3 separate regions of the Homo sapiens genome follow, and all the other regions are linked to region 2. Evidence: chromatin contacts called from ENCODE Hi-C or POLR2A ChIA-PET data. All regions are on one chromosome and are shown on one strand. Each heading gives the region's core, a stretch centred on a gene start or an enhancer-like site at or near the end of the contact. The rest is flanking DNA. Distances are from core to core; before and after follow the strand shown. Region 1 holds the start of CD300LG (CD300 molecule like family member g). Region 2 holds the start of HROB (homologous recombination factor with OB-fold). Region 3 overlaps GPATCH8 (G-patch domain containing 8).

Region 1 (3,897 bases), core at 901-3,400, 290 kb after region 2:
GGTGATGCTGTGGGCTGGGTCTGGAATGCAGCAATGGTTGGCCCAGCCTCGGGAGGCCTCAGGAATATCTCTGACACCAGGCGAGGAGTCTTCTTTATCCCCTGATATGTCTATCTTGTACCCAGCCTATGGAAATCTCCCTCCAGCACACCTGGGCAGAAAGGAAAGGCGCCGAGCCCAGCCCTGGACAGATCTGGGTCCGGTCCTGCTCTGACATCTACTACTGGTGTGACCTCGGGCAGCAAGAGTGAGACAATGGCCAAGACTCAGGCGGCTCCTTCTGTGCCCCAAGCCTTGCTCGGTGCTTGACCTGCATGATCTCCCTGAGGACTCAGTGCCCATAATGTTGGTACCAGGATTATGCCCCACCACCCCTCCCTCTTCCCTCTGCAGCTCCTGTCCCCAGCCTGGGGAAGGAGAGATATCTGTTACCTGGAAAGACGAACAGAGAGATCAGTAAAGACTCATCGGGGCCCCGTTTTTCGACCCCACACCAGTACTCCCCAGCGTCTTGCAGGGTGAGGTTCCACAGGGTCACAATGAGCGAGAGCTCCTGGCGGCTGTCACGGATGGACACCCTGCCCTTCATTGTCTCCTGGCCTTCTTCTTCTGCATAGATGGTGCCAGAGCAGCGAGAGAAGAGGATCCCACCCTTCCTGCACCAGTACTTCCGGTGGTCCCTCAGCTCTTCCCTGTAGGTGCACTGCAGGGACACAGTGTCCCCTTCGAACCCGCTGATTTCCTCTGGGCCCTCCAGGGCTTCATAACCTAAAATCAGAGCAGGAGTGGAGGTTGGAAAAACCAGGCTCCATGTACCAAGGTCAAGGCCAGAGCTTCCATTTTAGGAGGAAGAAGGAAGGCTTTTCTCAGTCATCCCTTCTGGGGACAGCCTTGGAAGAGCCATTACTAACCTCCCACGCTGGGGGAACTTGGGGCAGGGCTGTTGCTGTTTCCCTAACCCTGGCCCATTGAGGAATTGGGGTGCAGGGGTGGCGTTCTAGATTCAGATAGAATCTGACAGCCAGATAGCCAGCAGGGTTTCTGAGTGTTTTGTTTTGTTTTGTTTGTTTGTTTGTTTGTTTTTGAGATGGAGTCTCACTTTGCCGCCCAGGCTGGAGTGCAGTGGCCCGATGTCTGCTCACTGAAACTTCTGCCTCCCGGGTTCAGGTGATTCTCCTGCCTCAGCCTCCTGAGTACCTGGGACTACAGCCACGTGCTGCCATGCCCGGCTAATTTTTTGTATTTTTAGTAGAGACGGGGTTTCACCGTGTTAGCCAGGATGGTCTTGATCTCCTGACCTTGTGATCCGTCCGCCTCAGCCTCCCAAAGAGCTTGGATTACAGGCGTGAGCCACCGTGCCTGGTTTTGTTTTGTTTTTAGACAGGATCTCACTCTGTTGCCCAGGCTGGAGGGCAATGGTGCTCATGGCTCACTGTAGCCTTGACCTCTGGGGCTCAAGCGATCCTCCCACCTTAGCCTCCCACTAGCTAGGACTACAAGTGTGCACCACCATGCCTGGCTAATTTTGTTTGTTTGTTTGTTTGTTTGTTTGTAGAGATGGGGTCTCACTATTGCCAACTGAACAACTGACATCAGTTGTAGGATTTATCCTGATTTTAAGTGTTAGAAGGTAAAGAAAAAGAAAGCAAAAGAATTGATGAAACGTGATAATTCTTCATCTTTCAGGGTTGTGGGGAGAGGCATAGCCGAAATTCAACAAATATTTGCTGAGTTTAACAGGGCAACCAGATGGGGTGTCTTGTCCGCCTCCAGGCTTGGCACAGGGTAGAAAAATTAAGATTAGAGAGGCAAAGCAACTCTCACAGCCACATTGCCATGAGGGGAAACCCACAGGTCTGGAGAAAACCTGGCTCTAGGTTCCAGAAACAGCAAGTGCGGCCCCGGCGCCACCCCCACCTCCCCCCACCCCCAGCCCGCCCCGCTCCCCTAGGGCTGAGGAGGCTGAGGATAGGTGGGGTGGGGCTATCAGTCAGTCAAGAGGTCCTTTCCCTGCAGACCACAAGGGTGAGCCCCACATCCCTCCCGAGACCCTCTCCCCATCTCACCTGGGAGCAGCAGGCAACCCCATAGCAGGACCAGAAGCCGCATTCTGGGCGCTGGACACCGTGGGAGCAGACGCTGGGAACTGTGAGCTCCTCTTCAGTCACACGGGTCTTTAACTTTCTCTAGTCGCGTGAAACCAGGCCAAGGAAGCGAGGGGAGGGGCGTGTGGGTCATCCCTCCGCAGGCCCAGCCGGGGAGGCGCCTCTGCCTTCCCTTTTCTGAGCGCCCACGCGTGCCTACCCCAGGGCTCACCTTCCAGGACTGAAAACCCACACCAGAGTTTCTCCTAAACTCGTGCCCCTTCAAGGGGGCCTTAACCTGTGGTCCGTGCGCCCTAAGGGGTCTGTAAGTCGAATTCGCATGGGAAAAAGTTACATATTGACTTTCATCAACTTCTAATATTTAGCTTTTCCTCTTATTCAGAGTGTACTGTTAGCAGTACCTGCAACTTTGTTACCAATTACAATCACAGACACTGGCACATCAAGTTGTGGATATCTCGAAACGTCGTGTATACCCCTCACTGCTTGGAAAACAATGAGTTCCTAGACCTGCCCCTAGAGCTGGTTATTTACAATAATGAAACGGCTATTATTATATTACACATTTATAAAGAGTTTTAAGAATCATCTCACCAGTATTAGTTTTCTTTCCAGCATATATATTTTATTTATATATTTACCCGCCATTATACTGAGAGAGGGGTCCATAAACTTCACCAGACTGCCATGTGGTCAGTGGGACAGAAAGAAGCTTGCCCCTGGGGCAAGGCCCCTGGCCCCTCCTCCGCCCTTGCCTTTTGGAGGACGCAGTACTGCCCTTGGCCACGGGGCGGCGGTGCAGACGGGGCTGAGCAAAGCTGTAGGGCTGAGCTGGACCGGATTCCCTGGTGCCTTGGGCCTACAGCGCTGCAAGATAGGTCTCCTCCACGCCTGCGGAGTTGTTTTGGCATTTGAAAAAGTGAATTGGTGGTTTCTCCATCGCAGACTTGAATCCTCCTTGAAAGGACCAAAACAAACATGTACACTACTGGGAGCTCTGACACACTGGCTTCAAAAATGACTTTTTTTTTGGTTTGGTTGCAAAGTTCATACAGGTTGTAAGCAAAATTTTACACAATACAGAACGTAAAAAGGAAAGAAAGAAAAAAGGGAGTGCTTCTTGTAATTCCCCTTCTGCTTTAGAAAAGCACCATTAATATTTTGGCATATATCCTTCCAAATGTTCAGTTGGAATTTTACTGACTTGTCAGGTTAATATCTGAAGCATTAACTCAGTGGTTCTGGGAGGGAAGATTGTGTGTGTGTGAGTCTAGTAACGTGGGGAGAAGTGTTTTAATTTCACAATGACTGCGAAGCACTGCTGCCATTTAGTGGGCAGGGCCAGCTGTTCACGGTGGGGAAAACTGTTACCATGATCTCAGCCCCTGACTCTCTTTTACATGTACAGACTACAAAAGGTGATCTGTTTTTGCAGTTTTAAAAAAACACAGATTAAAAAATATTTATGGCCCAGCATGGTGGCTCACGCCTGTCATCCCAGCACTTTGGGAGGCTGAGGCGGGTGGATCACCTGAAGTCGGGAGTTTGAGACCAGCCTGACCAACATGGAGAAACCCAGTCTCTACTAAAAATATAAAATTAGCCAGGCATGGTGGTGTATGCCTGTAATCCCAGCTACTCAGGGAGGCTGAGGCAGGAGAATCGCTTGAACCCAGAAGGTGGAGGTTGTGGTGAGCTGAGATCACACCATTGCACTCCAGCCTAGGCAACAAGAGTGAAATTCTATCTAAAAAAAGAAAAAAAAGTATTTGTTTATTTACTTATTTTTGAG
Region 2 (4,419 bases), core at 1,310-3,809:
GCCTGACCAACACAGTGAAACCCCATCTCTACTTAAAATACAAAATTTGGTCGGGCGTGGTGGCTCACACCTATAATCTCAGAACTTTGGGAGGTTGAGGTGGGGGCGGATCACAAGGTCAGGCGTTCGAGACCAGCCTGGCCAACATATTGAAACCCTGTCTCTACTAAAAATACAAAAAATTAGCTGGGCGTGGTGGTGGGCATCTGTAATCCCAGCTACTCAGGAGGCTGAGGCAGGAGAATCGCTTGAACTGGGAGGCAGAGGTTGCAGTGAGCCGAGATCGCACCACTGCACACCAGCCTGGGCGACAGGGCAAGACTCTGTCTTTAAAAAAAAAAAAATTAGCCGGGCCTAGTGGAGCATGCCTGTGATCTCAGCTACTTGGAAGGCTAAGGCAGGAGAATTGCTTGAACCCGGGAGGTAGAGGTTGCAGTGAGCCAAGATTGCACCACTGAACTCCAGCCTGGGCGACAGAGCAAGACTCTGTCTTAAAAAAAAAAAAGGAAAGAAAGATTAAAAAACTTTCTTGTAACATAATCCACTCAGAACCATCTGCACTAATCCTGGAAGGGAAGAAAGGGGGCAAAGGGAAGGCTGCCTAGGGGAGCAAGGGCAGTTCTCCAGGACTGTGCACATGGGCGTAAACATTTTGTTTTTGTCTTTTGTTTTGAGACAGGGTCTTGCCCTATTGCCCAGACTGGAGTGCAGTGGCAAGATCATAGCTCACTGCAGCCTCAATCTCCTAGGCTCAAGTGACCCTCCCACCTCAACCTCCTGAGTAACTGGGACTACAGGTGTGCACCACCGTGCTCAGCTAATTTTCTTTTTTTTTTTTTCTTCCTGAGACGGAGTCTTGCTCTGTTGCCCAGGCTGAAGTCCAGCGGCACGATTTTGGCTCACTGCAACCTCCACCTTCCAGGTTCAAGCAATTCTCCTGCCTTAGCCTCCCAAGTAGCTGGGATTACAGGCCAAGCCACAATGCCTGGCTATTTTTTTTTGTATTTTTAGTTGAGACAGGGTTTCACCATGTTAGCCAGGCTGGTCTTGAACTCCTGACCTTGTGATCTGCCCACCTCAGCCTCCCAAAGTGCTGGGATTACAGGCGTGAGCCACTGCGCCCAGGCTAATTTTTAAATTTTTATAGATACGGGGCCTCACTACATTGCCCAGGCCAGTCTTGAACTCCTGGGCTCAAGTGATCCTCCCACTGTGGCCTCCAAAGTGCTGGGATTATAGGTGTCAGCCACAGGCTGGGCATGGTGGCTCACTCCTGTAATCCCAGCACTTTGTGACGCCAAGGCGGGTGGACCACCTGAGGCCAGGAGTTCAAGAACAGCCTGGCCAACAAAGTGAAACCTCGTCTCTACTAAAAATAGAAATAAGTTAGCTGGGGTGGTGGTGCCCGCCTGTAATCCCAGCTTGTTGGGAGTCTAAGGCAGGAGAATTGCTTGAACCTGGGAAGTGGAGGTTGCAGTGAGCGGAGATCGCACCACTGCACTTCAGCCTGGGCCACAGAGTGAGACTCTGTCTCAAAAAAACAAACAAACAAAAACAGGTGTCAGCCACGGCCCCTGGCTTGGGCCTAAGGATTTTGCAATATCCCAAAGGTTTCGCCTGACCAATCTTATGTCAAACATAAGAGAAACTACCATAAATCCAAACATGTCTGCACAGTGGCATTGTTTCTGCAAATGAAGCCAGTAGTTTCCCTACCTAATCCAAGGCCCAAAAACTAGGGTCCCAGGAGAGTAGGATGCCCCAGTCCACGGTTCCTTCTTTCTAGCCAGCAGGGCTGCTGTAGCCAGTTCCTGATGAGTGTCAAACCCAGATCAGAGGTGGTGCCTAACCCCAGATGCCAGAGCCGCAGGAGCTACAGCTGGCGATACAGTTCCCAAGACTCTAAGGGTCAGAGTGAAAGGGGTGGGCGGGAGACGACGGTTGCAGTGAGCAGAGATCACGCCACTGCACTCCAGCCTGGGCGACAGAACGAGACTTCGTCCAAAAAAAAAAAAAAAAAAAGTAGAAAGTGTGGGGCGGGGAGGGGAAAGGGATGGACCCAAGCGGTAGTGACGTCTGAGCGCACTGGAAAGGGGGGTTTCCCAGGAGGGTAGGAAGGCAACAGGAGGGAAACTGAGGCCCGGGGGAGGAGAATGCTTTCTCAGGGTCTCCGGCGCGTCCATGACAAGCCCTGACGACAGCCCAGGTCTCCCGACTCCGCCGAACCCCCACCCAGACCCCGGTCCTGCAACTTGCGCGGGCGAGGGGCTGGAACCCCATGAGCAGTTCCGGAGGCCAGGGGGCCCTGCGGCCCGCCAGCCCCCAAGCTGGGCGCGGCATTACCATAGCGACGGCGGGTGGGCCTCGGCGGGGAGGTTGGCCCGGCACCCCGAGTCCGGGGAGTCGCCGGGGCCTTGGACACGACCCAGGTGGAAGTCTCGGACTCCGAGGGACAGTGCTTCCGGGCTGGGGTCAGAGGGATGAGTCTCTGCGATATAGGGAAAGTCGCCAGGAGACTGGCGGCAGGCGCCTTAGGCCGCATTCGAAGACGCCGCCACTGGGGCGTCTCCGCCTTCTTAAAGGGGCAGGCATATTTCTTTCCCGCCGACACAAAGGGCCTTCTCACTGTAGTCTTCCGCTCTGGTCTTAAAGGGGAAACGGATGGGCTCTCGGTCGCCCCCAAGCGGCTCCTCTTCCCAGTCGGCTGGTTCAGCACTGGTTCAGGTGAGATCAAGCATCTTGGCCCCACGATGCCTAATCCTGCCCCCGCCCCTTTCTTTTCCGTTCTTTTTTTTTTTTCTTTTTTAAACCGAATCTCGCTCTGTCGCCCAGGCTGGAGTGCAGTGGCGCGATCTCGGCTCACTGCAACCTCCGCCTCCCGGGTTCAAGCGATTCTCCTGCCTCAGCCTTCGAAGTAGCTGGGATTACAGGCGTAAGCCATGGCGCCCGGCCTCCCTGCTTGACTTAATACTGCTTCAGAGCAAGACTGTGGCTTTTCACCTTTGTGAACCAGCATGTGGCACATTGAAGACACTCAGAAAATGAGTTTGTTTTTGTTTTGAGACTTACTTTACTCCCTTACCCAGCCCGGAGTGCAGCGGCACAGTCATGGCTCACTGCATCCTCCACCTCTTGGGCCCAAGCAGTCCTCCCACCTCAGCCTCCTGAGTAGCTGGGATCACAGGCACACACCACCAAACCCAGTTAACTTTTTTTTTTTTTGACACGGAGTCTCACATTGTTGCCCAGGCTGGAGTGCAGTGGCACGATCTTGGCTCACTGCAACCTCTGCCTCTCAGGTTCAAGCGATTCTCCTGCTTCAGCCTACCAAGTAGCTGGGATTACAAGTGCCCGCCACCACGCCCGGCTAATTTTTTTTTTTTTTTTTTTTTTTTGAGACAGTCTCGCTCTGCAGGACAGGCTGCAGTGCAGTGGCATGATCTCGGCTCACTGCAACCTCTTCCTCCTAGGCTCAAGCAATTCTCCTGCCTCAGCCTCCCGAGTAGCTGGGATAACAGGCATGTGCCATCATGCCTGGCTAATTTTTGTATTTTTAGTAGAGACAGGGTTTCACCATGTTGGCCAGGCTGGTCTCGAACTCCTGACCTCAGGTAATCTGCCCGCCTCTGCCTCCCAAAGTGCTGGGATTACAGACGTGAGCCACTGCGCCCAGCCACGCCCAGCTAATTTTTTGTATTTTTAGTAGAGACAGGGTTTCACCATGTTGGCCAGGATGGTCTCGAACTCCTGACCTCAGGTAATCTGCCCGCCTCTGCCTCCCAAAGTGCTGGGATTACAGACGTGAACCACTGCGCCCAGCCACGCCCAGCTAACTTTTTGTATTTTTAGTAGAGACAGGGTTTCACTATGTTGCCCAGGCTGGTCTTGAACACCTGACCTCGTGATCCACCCGCATTGGCCTCCCGAAGTGCTGGGATTATAAACGTGAGCCACTGTGCCTGGCCTAAGCCCAGCTAATTTTTTTATGTTTATTTGTTGTAGAGATGAAGGCTCCCTATGTTGCCCAGGCTGAACAAGTGTTTGTTGAATGACTTGATGCCATTTGTCAGGAGGGAGTGCGAATGGCTGGGCAACTCAATGCTCACTTCCGCGGTGGCTCTTGCCTGTAATCTCAGCACTTTGGGAGGCAGAGGCGGGCGGATCACAAGGGCAGGAGATCGAGACCATCCTGGCTAACATGGTGAAACCCCGTCTCTACTAAAAATACAAAAAAATTAGCCGGGTGTGGTGGCGGGCGCCTGTAGTCCCAGCTACTTGGGAAGCTGAGGCAGGAGAATGGCATGAACCCGGAAGGCGGAGCTTGCAGTGAGCCGAGATCACGCCACTGCACTCCAGCCTGGGCAACAAAGCAAGACTCCGTCTAAAAAAAAAAAAAAAAGAAATTAGCCGGGCATGGTG
Region 3 (4,326 bases), core at 914-3,413, 280 kb before region 2:
TCTCTTCCCTGAACTTGGAATGTCTGAGGAACCCACTGGGTGCAGTGGCTCATGCCTATAATCCCAGCTACTGAGGAGGCTGAGGCAGGAAGATCTGTTGAGGCCAGGAGTTCAAGGCTGCAGTGAGCTATGCTCGTGCCACTGCACCTCAGCCTGGGTGACAGAGCAAGACTCTGTCTCTCTAAAAAAAAAAAAAAAATTACCCTGATGTGGTGACACGCACATGTAGTGTAAGTCCGAGCTACTTGTGAGGCTAAGCCAGGAGGATCGCTTGAGCCCAGGAGTTTGAGGTTGCAATAAGCTGTGATCATGCCACTATACCCTAGCCTGGGTGACAGAGCAAGACCCTGTCTCGGACAACAAAAAAAAATAATTTCTAAGGAATCTTTAATTGACCTTGGTACAACACAGCCACATAACCCCTAACAGGAGGAAGGACATATTTTTCATTCCTCTTTGATGGACATGAACTTAACATACAAATGGACCTACCATTTTTCCAAATTCATGCTCTAAAATCATAAAGACACCCTGTCTTGTCTTCCAGGAAGGCACACAGGATTATTATGAATCTGAGATAATAGGTAAGTACTTTCAACCCTGTATTAGCAATCCCTAGTTTGCATCTTCTATCAGATTTTCACCATTAATATTTTTCAGAGAAATAATGTATTACGTTAGTAGTAAACTATAGTAGAGGCAGGATCCTAAACATACCCTTCTCTTTAATAAGCACAAATAATCTCTCCAAAAGGAGCTATATGGTCACCCTCATTCAAGGTTTGAGTTGTTTTTTTCCTGACAGGATGCGGGGGTGTTATGTGCCTCTTTATATTCACTAGTTTTTCTCAGGTTTTCCAAGATTTTACGAAGAGTTGTTAACACAAAAATATTAAGACCCAGCTTGATCTTCAGAGATACAGAAGCTGATTAAGTATTTTGGCTCTTTTCAGTAGTTTAACCCTAGTTTTCAAGTGATCGATGTTAATACATTTTGAAATCTCTAAGAGTAGGCCTTTCCATTTCTGAAGAAATCCAATATATGATTCCTTTTTACATGAGTTAATTCTGATAACACCTGAATGCTCAATAGACATTAGCACTGACTAGCCGGGCGCGGTGGCTCACGCCTGTAATCCCAGCACTTTGGGAGGCCGAGGCTGGCGGATCACAAGGTCAGGAGATCGAGACCATCCTGGCTAACATGGTGAAAACCCCTCTCTACTAAAAATACAAAAAAGCCGGGCGTGGCAGCACGTGCCTGTAGTCCCAGCTACTGGGGAGGCTGAGGCAGGAGAATTGCCTGAATCCGGGAGGTGGAAGTTGCAGTGAGCCAAGATCATGCCACTGCACTCCAGCCTGGGCGACAGAGCAAGACTCCATCTCAAAAAAAAAAAAAAAAGACATTAGCACTGATCATCTCCTACCTTTGTTGGCTTAGTGTAAGTTACAGACAAATTTGATACTACAGATTTTTCTATCCCTACGTCCTTGCCTCCTTAATTATTTTGCATATCTTTAAAAAATTTGTCTGCTGATGGATATGACAGTAGAATCATTTTCTTTAGCATTTCAAGAGGCCTAAAATTCAAACTCCAAAGAATATTGTTTCCCAAAAGTAAATTAATTAATAGCAGCACCACCTTTATAGTCAATCCTCCTTCCCTCCCTCCCTTCCTCCCTTCCTTTCTTCCTCTTTTTCTTTTCTTCTCTCTCTCTCTTTCTCTCTTTTTGGCTGCTTCCTTTGTACCTTGTTACCTACTCAGGATTTTTCTTCCAATCTTAGCCTCTTGTTTGTGCCACTAAAGGTCCTCCTAGTACATAAACTAGAGAGGTCACAAATTATCTCATAGATATATTTTATCTGGCCTTCACATTATTAGTTTTTCCCTTTTTAATTTCAGTTGATTCCCAAATTTTAAAAATTCAATTTTACATAATTTAGGCTTTGGCTTATCTTGAAAAATTAAAATTATCAGACAACATTGGGCCTACATTTCAACATAACAGTTGACTAAAGCTGAACAGTTGCCATCTCTTTGCTCATTCTGCAACTAGCTGTGATCTCCACTTCATCTTTTCTCTTACACCAATCTGTGTGACTCATTATGTTACCTGCCAAACTCCTGTAAACATTTGAATTTGTGACTCAGGCCTATGCTTTTCCTTCCTTCCCACACAGGTTCCCGTGGCTTCTGACTGATACTGGGGAACTGGCACATTGAAAAGCTGCCTCCTTGCTAATAGTGTTGGGACCAACTTCCTTGCGATTTCAGTCTCTGGTAGTCTGATCCAGATTATCAAAATCTGGTACTGTAAAGCATCTTCAGAAATTCTTTAGGCCAAGCGTGGTGGCTCATACCTGTAATCCCAGCACTTTAGGAGACTCAGGCGGGCAGATCACTTGAGCCCAAAAGTTCGAGACCAGTCTGGGCAACATGGCAAAACCCGGTCTCTACAAAAAATGCCCCCAAAAATTAGCTGGATGTGATGGCAGTTGCCTGTGGTCCCAGCTGCTAGAGGGGCTGAGTCTATTAATACATGATTTAGTTAACTTTGTCTAAACTGTTTGCAACTGCTTTTTGACAGGATTGACCTTGTCTAAACTGTTTGCATCTGCTTTTTGACAAGATTACTTACTCTTACTTGACACTTGACGGTTTCATTACGCAGTAACATAACATTACCAAGGAACAGAAATTTAGAGTTTTCCTCAGGAGAATCATTTGAGCCCAGGAGGTGGACATTGCAGTGAGCCAAGATTGTGCCACTGCACTCAAGCCTGGGTAATATATTGAGCAAGGCCCTGTCTCAAAAAAAAAAAAATTCCTTTAACTGTAGGATTCAGTATCTCAGTCAGAGGAATATGCTTTTAGCCTCCCTCTTCTTTCTGCTAAAATACCTGTAGTATGAAAACTCCTATACTTTTTACATTTTCTAAAAGGACTAAAGTCTTATTTAATTCCAAGGTCTGTTTCAGTTGTGAACAAAAACAGTAGTTCCCTGAGCTTTAAATAGCAGAACTAAAACAGATGAAGCCTCTAGCAGCCACCAGTGACTGTATTCTGATTTGTACAGGATATAATCTGTTAATACATGATTTAATTAACTTTGTCTAAATTGTTTGCAACTGCTTTTTGACAGGATTACTTATTCTTAGTTGACTGTTTCATTACCCAATAACATGTATTACTTAAACAGCACAGTTCTCTTCAGGGATTATGCTTTAAGAAACAACACAGGTTTGAAGAAAGGAGTGCATCTCAGCACTTGAACATGTTGTAGTTTTATTTTAATAACCTATAGCAGAGAGGTGAAAATGTTGGGTTCAGTGGTATTCTATACCACTGTTCATACCATTTTCTTGGGGTCTGTTTTGCTTAATAAGAAAATTGACATCATTTGGCCAGTCTTCCAAAAATTTAGCATGTTTCATGCCTTTTCACCTGTTAAGTCTTATGTATTCATTCCCCTCTGCTTATGTTGGGAGTAAACTTATTATACCCAGCAATCACGACATAGCTAACCTTAAAAAAAAATCTGCTGAAGGCCAGGCATGGTGGCTCACGCCTGTATTCCCGGCATTTTGGGAGGCCGAGGTGGATGGATCACGTGAGGTGAGAAGTTCGAGACCAGCCTGGCCAACATGGTGAAATGAAACCCCATCTGTACTAAAAATACAAAAAAAAATTAGCTGGGCGTGGTGGCACACGCCTGTAATCCTAGCTGCTCGGAGGCTGAGGCAGGAGGATCGCTTGAACCCAGAAGACAGAGGTTGCAGTGAGCCAATATAGTACCGCTACACTCCAGCCTGGGCAACAGAGTGAGACTCCGTCTCAAAAACAACAAAACTGTTGAAAAAATCCCCTTCTGCTTAGGGGAGCTGTCTGCTTTTGTGATTAGGGGTAACCCTCAAAACAGACACTTCAGGACCTAATGTTGCCAGGGTAAACCAGGCATTCTCTTGTTATGTATTTCTAACTGTTCTTCATTTTGGCACTCAATCCCAGTTGACTAAAAATGATTCTGCCTTACTTTTGTTCTACAGTTTCAACCTTTCTGCCCCTTACACTTAATTTATCACAGTGATGCACTGTGGTAGAGATGCTGGGATTAGACTCTTTGTTCTATTGTAGTCAGAAAAGTTAAAGCAACCTAAGTAATAAGTTCTTTAGTGACAGTACTGTAAAGAGCTCTGAACTGGGTTGTTGTTGTGCCATTTGCTTTGGACCCAGGCAGCTCTTATGACTTATCCGCCTTCAGATTTTACCTATGGGGCAAATCTTTGTCCCCAGATATCTTCTTGGAGTGCTATGTAAATACAGA

The links. Hi-C counts contacts between places; a loop is a spot of excess contacts on that map. ChIA-PET counts read pairs that join two places held with the same protein, here RNA polymerase II (POLR2A). Pooled maps may share reads with other maps.
Region 1: a loop to region 2 is called in a pooled map, with 2.6 times the contacts of the local background. The contact joins the promoter of CD300LG here to the promoter of HROB in region 2. A Hi-C loop is called at or near these places in 1 of 50 pooled maps. POLR2A ChIA-PET finds 5 or more read pairs at or near these places in 3 of 52 experiments (CD8-positive, alpha-beta T cell, HEK293 and PC-3).
Region 3: a loop to region 2 is called in a pooled map, with 2.3 times the contacts of the local background. The contact joins the enhancer-like site here to the promoter of HROB in region 2. A Hi-C loop is called at or near these places in 1 of 50 pooled maps. POLR2A ChIA-PET finds 5 or more read pairs at or near these places in 2 of 52 experiments (GM12878 and activated CD4-positive, alpha-beta T cell).

Annotation. Positions count from the first base shown.
Region 1 is chr17:43,845,429-43,849,325 of GRCh38, reverse strand. CD300LG (CD300 molecule like family member g) reads right to left here and starts at 2,150. Exons shown (of 7, transcript NM_145273.4): 1 at 2,067-2,150; 2 at 433-768. The coding sequence starts at 2,109. It overlaps LOC107984979 (a long non-coding RNA gene), which reads right to left. Exons shown (of 3, transcript XR_001753057.2): 3 at 2,851-3,062.
Region 2 is chr17:44,140,070-44,144,488 of GRCh38, reverse strand. It overlaps HROB (homologous recombination factor with OB-fold), which reads right to left and starts at 2,559. Exons shown (of 10, transcript NM_001171251.3): 1 at 2,344-2,559. The coding sequence starts at 2,346. RefSeq lists silencers at 1,734-2,028, 2,275-2,334 and an enhancer at 2,635-2,804.
Region 3 is chr17:44,415,533-44,419,858 of GRCh38, reverse strand. The region is part of intron 6 of GPATCH8 (G-patch domain containing 8); the gene reads left to right. Among named protein-coding and RNA genes, the nearest start is that of ITGA2B, 28 kb to the right of the region's middle. Within about 2 kb of position 2,163, at least 4 of the 41 ENCODE cell types and tissues checked have a DNase peak (open chromatin) inside an H3K27ac peak, as active enhancers do; they include GM12878, where a contact is called at or near this core.